Linked DNA regions of Homo sapiens: region 1 is linked to region 2. A link is a contact called in ENCODE Hi-C or POLR2A ChIA-PET data. All regions are on one chromosome and are shown on one strand. Each heading gives the region's core, a stretch centred on a gene start or an enhancer-like site at or near the end of the contact. The rest is flanking DNA. Distances are from core to core; before and after follow the strand shown.

What was found. Hi-C counts contacts between places; a loop is a spot of excess contacts on that map. ChIA-PET counts read pairs that join two places held with the same protein, here RNA polymerase II (POLR2A). Pooled maps may share reads with other maps.
Region 1: a loop to region 2 is called in a map of naive thymus-derived CD4-positive, alpha-beta T cell, with 12 times the contacts of the local background. The contact joins the promoter of ELK4 here to the promoter of LINC01353 in region 2. A Hi-C loop is called at or near these places in 1 of 168 maps with a recorded cell type or tissue (naive thymus-derived CD4-positive, alpha-beta T cell), 1 of 37 single-sample maps with no recorded cell type and 9 of 50 pooled maps. POLR2A ChIA-PET finds 5 or more read pairs at or near these places in 1 of 52 experiments (CD8-positive, alpha-beta memory T cell).

Annotation. Positions count from the first base shown.
Region 1 is chr1:205,630,761-205,634,754 of GRCh38, forward strand. It overlaps ELK4 (ETS transcription factor ELK4), which reads right to left and starts at 1,251. Exons shown (of 5, transcript NM_001973.4): 1 at 872-1,251. RefSeq lists enhancers at 299-718, 1,329-1,638 and silencers at 729-918, 1,009-1,158.
Region 2 is chr1:203,285,325-203,289,277 of GRCh38, forward strand. It overlaps LINC01353 (long intergenic non-protein coding RNA 1353), which reads left to right and starts at 1,828. Exons shown (of 3, transcript NR_117097.1): 1 at 1,828-1,987; 2 at 2,665-2,982; 3 at 3,181-3,474. RefSeq lists an enhancer at 1,634-2,833.

The DNA.
Region 1 (3,994 bases), core at 1-2,500, 2.3 Mb after region 2:
TATTGAATCATACTACATTTTAATGAAAACACCGCTGCCAAACCTAAATATTGAAGCACCAAGTTTTCCAAGCCAGGGGGTGTAGGGGGTGGGAAAAGACGACAGAGGATCTGATCTATCAACCAAAGAGATGGACAAACCATTCTGATGAGGCATAGAACTCCAGAATCTTTATTTAAATTCCCCAAATTTCAAATAGCAATAGCTGGAGAAAAAGTGAAGTGTGTACTTTTGACTACTTCAGTCAACAACATCCCTATTTCCTTCCAAGGCCAGTTACTATCCCGCCCCGAAAGATGTTTCCAATTGATCTTCCCAGGAATGAAGTTACCAGCCTCGATGCAGCTGTGCACAAGGCGGAAAGTAAAGAGGGGCGGGGGGCCGCTGGAGCGAAAGAGAAAAAGAAATGAAACTCGACACCGGATGACTAGCGAGCTAGGGGAGAGGAAGAAACGCGGACGGCCGCGTGTGCCCTACAGGAGATCAAAGTCTGGGGGAAGAGGTGCAACCTCACCGGGCCTTGGTAAGCACTGAATTACTGTACTTTCATTTTCCAACTTCCTGTCACTACAGAAAATGAGAATTGCTCCCCTCCTCCCCATCCACGCCGAAAAAATCGCCGCCACCTTTCGCCCACGAGACTTCGGGGGACCAAGAGGCGACGAGAGCTGAGCGGTGCGCTGCGGCGTCCACCTGTGCGCCGCGGTGCCCGGCGGGCCGGGGGCGGACCCAAGGGGAGCGCGCGCGCCCGGCCCCGGCCCCCGCCCCCACTTCCTGTTGTGCCGCGCGCCCCTCGGCCCCCGCCCCCGCTCCCGGCCGGTGGGGCTGTGGCCGCGAGATCCCGAGGGGGCGCGCGGGGCTGACCGCTCACCGACGCCGCGCGCGGGGCTCCCCCTCGGTCTCCGCCTCGAACACGATGCGCCTCTCCGCCCTCAGCCTCCTCCTCACGCTGGAAACTCGAGGACGGCGCGGCAGCCGCTGCGACCCCCGCGGCGGAGCCGTAGAAGGCGGCGGCGGCCAAGCCGAGCCCGCCGGGTGCCCGCAGCCGCCCGCATCTCCCGCCGCCGCGGCTCCTGGCGCCCCGCCCTCCCCGCCCCCGCACGCGGCAGCGGCGGCGCGGGTCTTGGGGCCGCTACACGCCGGGCGCGCGCGTTCGGGGCGTTCCTTGCAGCGGCGGGGCCTGCCAGGCCCTCCGCGGCCGCCGCCACTCTCAAACCCCCCGACTGCTCCTGGGTCCCTCCCAGACGCCGTAGTCGCTACACGTCACTTCCGGGGGAGGGGCTGCGACCCTAAGGGGTGTCGTGAGCCGCGTCTGCCAGCAAACCCGGGTTTGGTGTGGCCGGGGGATGTAGCTCGGGCGCCTCCTGGAGTCGTCTCGCCGCTCTCCGTCGCGTTCGGTGCGGTTGCTTCCAGGTCCCTGAGGCGCCCGTCCGGAACCCGCCAGGACCCAAGCTGCCGCCTGGGCCGGGACCTCGGACTCCTCAAAGGCGCGCCACTTTCTCCTCGGTTGGAGGGAAGAGGTGGCGCTCGCAGAGCAACCTGCGGGGGACCACTTCTGTTGGTGCTAAGCTTTGGGGAGAGTCTCCTCCCTCCTGTGTCCCTCGTCCTCCTTACCACTCGCTGTTAGAAGTTGGGGCCGTCACAGCTTTCTCATCGAAGTGCCAGATCCCAGGACACTACAAACGCTTGATAAATACTAAATTAGCACTGTGGCTTTCTAGCCTGGGGACTGACAAATGGAAGCGCTGGAGTCGTGGGAAAAGCTTGCCCTGACGATGGAGGCAGCGACCAGAAATCCATTCGTGGCTCTACCCCTCACTAACTCACCAATTTTAAGCAACCTTAACCTCTCTAAAACAGTCATCATTTATAAGGTGGAGAGAACCCAATCTTAGAGTTGTTGTAATGATTAAAGAAAATAAGGTGCATGAAACACCTAGCAAGAGTTTCTAGCTTAGAGGTTCTCATTAAGTAAAATTCTTAAGGAATCAGGTCACACTTGATACAAGAGGCTACTTGAGCAGTTTAGCACCAGAAGGAATGTAAAGTCATAAATTAGGACAGCTGAACAAAACCTCCAAGAAATAAATTAGGTGTTTGTTTAACAAGAAACCAAAGAGAGGTCAGTGTCTGAGTTACTGGTTATTCGAGGCCATTTACTAGCTGTGTGACCTGTAGTGAGTTGCTTAACCTTTCTGGACCTCAGTTTCCTCATGTAAAATGACGATAATGAGCAGCATTGCTGAGAGGATTAAATGAAGTATAGAGCATAATGTACTTAGTGCATTACCTAGCACATAGTAGATACCCAGTAAATCGTGGTGTCATTTATTTTTGCCCCCACAATTGAATGTATAGTTAATTGAACTCACTGAGTGAAATGTGATTCTGTCATCCTTTTGTAGGCTTTTGGAAGAGAATCATCACTTCCTTGATTTCCAGCCTCCTCTTCCATAATACAGAGTAATTATAATCCACAAAGGTAGCTATTCCTGTAAAAACAACTCTACCAAAAGATGTTACCTTTCCAAAATTAGTTTTACCAAAGCATGCAAACATATTAAGACATGTTTTATAAGGAACATGCAGTATCTGAAAAGCACTAGCAGTCTTGGCCCCTAACATAAAATTTTCCTTGCAACAAGTTCCATCTTGGAAACCAAGAAAAAAAAAAGTATTAAGGTAGGCTGTTTAGGATACACCTATTGGAAACATTTGTTTATAAAAAGATTTCATTTTAAAGCCCCCTACCAAGAACAGTTAAGGGTTGTGGAGATCTGCACACTACGCTGCTCTGTTCAAACTGGCAGTAAACATCTGATTCGGCCTTAGGGCCAGTAGTTGTGTCATATCCCTTTTAGACTGAGCTTACGGCATTGTCAATTGCAGTGTATTTTTGGAAAACAGCCTGCTTTGGGAGTTCTTAAATTAGTCATAGCAAATCTGTCTGCTTTTAAATTGACTTTTTTTTAAGGCGGTACATATTGACAGAAGAGAAAGGAAGAAAAGTGGATTTCTAATTAGAGAACTTGAGGGGAAAAGTTAATTAATGTGCCTGGTTTTCCCACTCAAGATTCTATAAATACACAATCTCTCTCCATGGTTCCTCACACAACAGATGGTTCTGTTTGTGCAAACTCCATGGTAGTTACGTTGGTCAACCAAAAAGACTGCTTTTTCGTTATCTTGTTTGGTCACTTTCCCACCAGATAGATGGATTCCTGATCTTAGCCTTAGTTACTCAGAGCCATCCCAAAGAAAATTTGTAGATTTTATTACAATGTTTATTTATTTTTTTGAGACAGAGTTTCGCTCTTCTTGCCCAGGCTGGAGTGCAATGGCGCAATCTCGGCTCACCGCAACCTCCGCCTCCCGGGTTCAAGCGAGCCTCCTTCCTCAGCCTCCCAAGTAGGTGGGATTACAGGCATGCGCCACCATGCCCGGCTAAATTTTTTTGTATTTTTAGTAGAAATGGAGTTTCTCCGTGTTGGTCAGGCTGGTCTCGAACTCCTGACCTCAGGTGATCCGCCCGCCTCGGCCTCCCAAAGTGCTGGGATTACAGGCGTGACCCATCACGCCTGGCTTAAAATGTTTAAATATGTATTTTCTACCTGGCCTGCCCTAGATTTTGTTTTTTGTTTTTTGTTTTTTGTTTTTTTTTTTGAGACAGAATCTCACACAGTCACCCATGCTAGAGTTACAGTGGCACAATCTCGGCTCACTGCAACCTCCGCTTCCCGGGTTCAAGCGATTCTTCTGCCTCAGCCTCCTGAGTAGCTGGGACTATAAGTGTGCACCACCACGCCCAGCTAATTTTGGTATTTTTAGTAGAGACGGGGTTTCACCGTGTTGGCCAGGCTGGTCTCAAACTCCTAACCTCGTGATCCGCCTGCCTTGGCCTCCCAAAGTGTTGGGATTACAGATGTGAGCCACCGGGCCTGGCCTAGATTTTTTTTCTTAATCACTGCAGTTAACTCAGCTCTGCAACCCCTTG
Region 2 (3,953 bases), core at 578-3,077:
CTCCCAAATGGCTCTCATCACCCCATTGCTGTTGATGAATGTCTCCTGTGGCTTTTAGTCCACAGGAAGGAACTGAGCATTCTCCTCTTGCTGAACCTGGAGCTCAGAGGCCAGGAGAAACATAATATATTATATATAATGTCATATATATTATATATTGATCATGCCTATTACCCCAGCACTTTGGGAGGCTGAGGTGAGTGGATGGCTTGAGCCCAGGAGTTTGAGACTAGCATGGGCAACAAGGTGAGACCCCTTCTCTTAAAAAAAAAAAGAAAAAAGAAAAAAAAAGAAAAAGAAAGAAACAAAGGTGTCGGAATCAGGGAGAGAATTTCTTTTCATAATGGTAGAGAAATTAAACTAGGAAGCCTCTTAAGTAAAGTTCTTTCTTATAATAACAATACTGAGCCCTAAGTGTTTTGCACATAGTAACTCATTAATCAAAAACAATCCAATGTGATAGATATCATTGTAATTTCTACTTTATGGATGAGGCAACTGAAGCACAGCGAATATTAGGTAACTGTTAAAGATAAGATTTGAACCCAAGCGGTCTGGCACAGCAGCCGGAACCTCCGACCACCCATCACACAGTTCCGCCTCTATTAGAAGAAGACCACTCTGGTGAGCTTCCTGGGGGAGGAGAAACTCTTGTTACAATAATCAATAATCAATCAAATTTCCAAGGAGATTTCTCTGGACCTTTGGAGGGAGATTCAAAAGCCCTTCTCCATCCCACTTCTAGGTCTGCTTGCTAAGTCAGGAATAAAGCTACCCTGGATCTTCTGGAACTTTCTGTTCTCTGAGGCAGGAGGGCATTTCTTTGGCCAGGACCTCCCAGCTCAGAGGCTCATTGGCCCCAGAAACATGGGTGGCCCACTGGAGGTGGGCTGTGCCAGTTGGCTTTCAGACGGGAAGCTGCTGGGCACGCTTGTTCTCCACCACACCTCTGCAAGGTGAACCTGGGACTGGGAGGGACAGCCTGCTGAGGACTGAGAGCGTGGGACACTTATGACTGTCACACTCCTTCTCTGCAAATCTTCCTCTAAAAGGCTTCCCAGGGCTTGGCTCTGCTTGGTTCTCTGAGCTCCTCCTGCAGGCAGCTGCCTTTCAGTTCACTATTGTATCCCAGTGAATCCAAAATTAGCTTGATTCACAACAGAAAATGAGCACAAAACCCCTCTATAGCCAGAGAGTGATTGTCTACAAAGTCCTATGTGGTAGAAATAAGGCTTTGCCCCAAGGAGCCATCTGGCTGTGTGCCCTCTCCCACACGCACACTTCCATTTGGCACACTTATTGTTATCCTGTGCTGTGAGGGAACAGAGGTACTGGCCACGGATCCATTGCAGAGGAGCCAGCTTATACTCCCACGGTGCTAGGAAGGAGGCGGGACAGGTAAGACAAGCACACAAACCATGGAAAAAACTGGAGGAAACTTTCCACACCTCTTAAGCAACTGGTGCATTTCCCTGTGGTGTAGGTTGAGTAAGTAAGCCCGAGGAGAGAGGATGGGGTGGACTCAGATGCCCAGGGAGGCAAGTCTTGGTTTGGGGTTTTCAGGAAGGCAGGGCCACTTGTAGAGATTGCAGCTGGTGGTGAACTGGGGTCTGTGGAGGTGGCAGGCAGAAATAGCAACTCGTGTGTCCATGGTGGCACCGTTTTCAATGCGCCTTCATAACCATATCTCGTTTGATCCTGACAGTCCCTCTATAAGCAGTTTGCCACTGTCATTTTTCAGATGAAAACATCGAGGCTTAGAGGGGTTTCTGAGTAGCTGAGAAGTCAGGACTTCACACTCCCGATCTTTCCCCTGGCCTCCAGTTTGCCTGGCAAAGTCACAGGAAGTATCTCCATGGCACCGCATCAGCCCTCACAGAGCAGGAAACCTTGATTTCTACAGAGGCTGTTTCCTCCCAGCCTTGTGCAAGGCCCACTGCAGAGACAAAATTATGGTGGCCAAAGTGTGAATGCCAAGGCCACACTGGTAAGAGCCAGTGGCTGGGCAGCTGCAGTCACCCCACCGAAGGTAGACGGGTGTGGCTCAGTGGCAGGCAGAGGCTGGTCCCCACAGGGAGGAGGAGGGAGCCTGTGGGCGGCCCAGGGGCTGCCCCTCTGTCCCCAGGGGAGTGGGTGGAGGCCTGAGGGGGACTGTGCTGAGATGTTTGGTCATCAGAGGTCTGGGTGGGGGGTTGGGGAGGTAAAGCAAGAGTCTCTTATTTTTAAACCAATCAATGAGAGGACAGCTGTTCTTTGTTTCCATGAGCTCAGCAGAAGAGGAAATGGTTTGCCTGTGCGGTGGGGGAGGAGGAGAGGGTAGGGTTTTAGGTTAGTGCCCTGGCTGTGATGAAGTGGAACTTGTTACCCAAGGACTTCCCTTTTAGGCAGAATGTCTGCTTTCCTACCAGGAAGAGTGGCTTGGCCCTCTGCTGAGGCTCTCAGAGGTTCTCCCAGCCTTGGGATCGCTGAGTAAAACCAGTCAGCACCATGTCACCCTATGGAGACTGGTATTACCTTGCGCCTGTGTGTGGTGACAGCGGGCATCCTTTGGCCTGCATAGCAAAGGGCCACTCCCCTCCTTTCCTCCTGTCTCCCTTCTTCCCCAACCCCTCTCTCTTGGAGGACAGAGTCTGCTCCCCTAAATTCTACTGGGTTCTTTTTCAGGCCTCCATCCCTGGGATTTGCTGGTAGAAGAAAGGGAATCAGCGCTGACTGAGCTCCTACTATGTGCCCTTCCTGGGCCTGGCACTGGAATCACAGGATGAATGAATAAGGCATATTTCCTGCCCTGAGGAGGCGTCTATAGGGGAAGTCGGAATTAAGGCACCTCCAGAATTCTGAGGTCAAGGGAATGTCAACAGAGCTGTGAACAAAATGCCCAAAGCCATGAAAATCTACAGAGAGAGACTCGAAGGGGAGGAATGGGGTAGGAGCTGGTGCCGAGGATGAGAGGGGAGAATTCACCTGGTGGAGAACTGATAGGTGGGGGCTGTTTTCAAAGTATTTTCACAAACGTTTATTCTCTTGACTCTCACAATAAACGAAGCCAGCCAGAAAGTATTCTCCCCATTTCAGTGATAAGGAAATGGAGGCTCAGAAGGGTGGAATGGCCCAGGGCAGGGCAAAGCTGGGGTGGAAGCATCGGTCTTGTGCTTCCACACTCATTGCACTTTCTTCCAGGCCAGGCTGAGGTCGGGATGGTGGAGGAGGTGGTGGAGGTGATGAGGTACCAGAGCAACCTCGAAGAAAGCTGAGAGGCAGGAGACCGCCAAAGGCAAACTTGGAACACCTGGTGACTCCGACTAACTCTCCATGTGGTGTCCTTGAGGACTTTTATGATACTGCTACCACTGCTAATAGTAATAAAAGCCACTATTTAATGTGTTTACTATGCGCTGGGTGTGCAAATATTGTGGAAAGAGTGAACATATGTGCAGAATGCTTAATAAACGTGATCTCCTTTTATCTTCAAAAGAACAATACAGGCCAGGTGCGGTGGCTCATGCCTATAATTCCAGCACTTTGGGAGGCCGAGGCAGATGGATTGCTTGAGCTCAAGAAGTTTCAGACCAGCCTGGGCAACATGGCAAAACCCCATCTCTACAAAAAAATACCCAAAAAATTAGCCAGGTGTGATGTTGCCTGCCTGTGGTCCCAGCTACTCCAGAGGTTGAGGTGGGAGAATCGCGTGAGCCCAGAAGGTCAAGGCTGCAGTGAGCTGTGATCCTGCCACTGCACTCCAGCCTGGGGTGACAGAGTGAGACCCTGCCTAAAAAAAAAAGAATCAATACGATTAATACTTTTACTTCTATTTTTCAGACAAGGAAATTGAGGCTCAGAGAGGTTAGGAACTTGCCAGAAGACCTACCAGCAAGTGGCAGAGCTAAGGTCCCATCTGACCCCAAAGCCCACCCATAACCGCTATGCAGTACTGTCCAGGCAGAAACACAAAC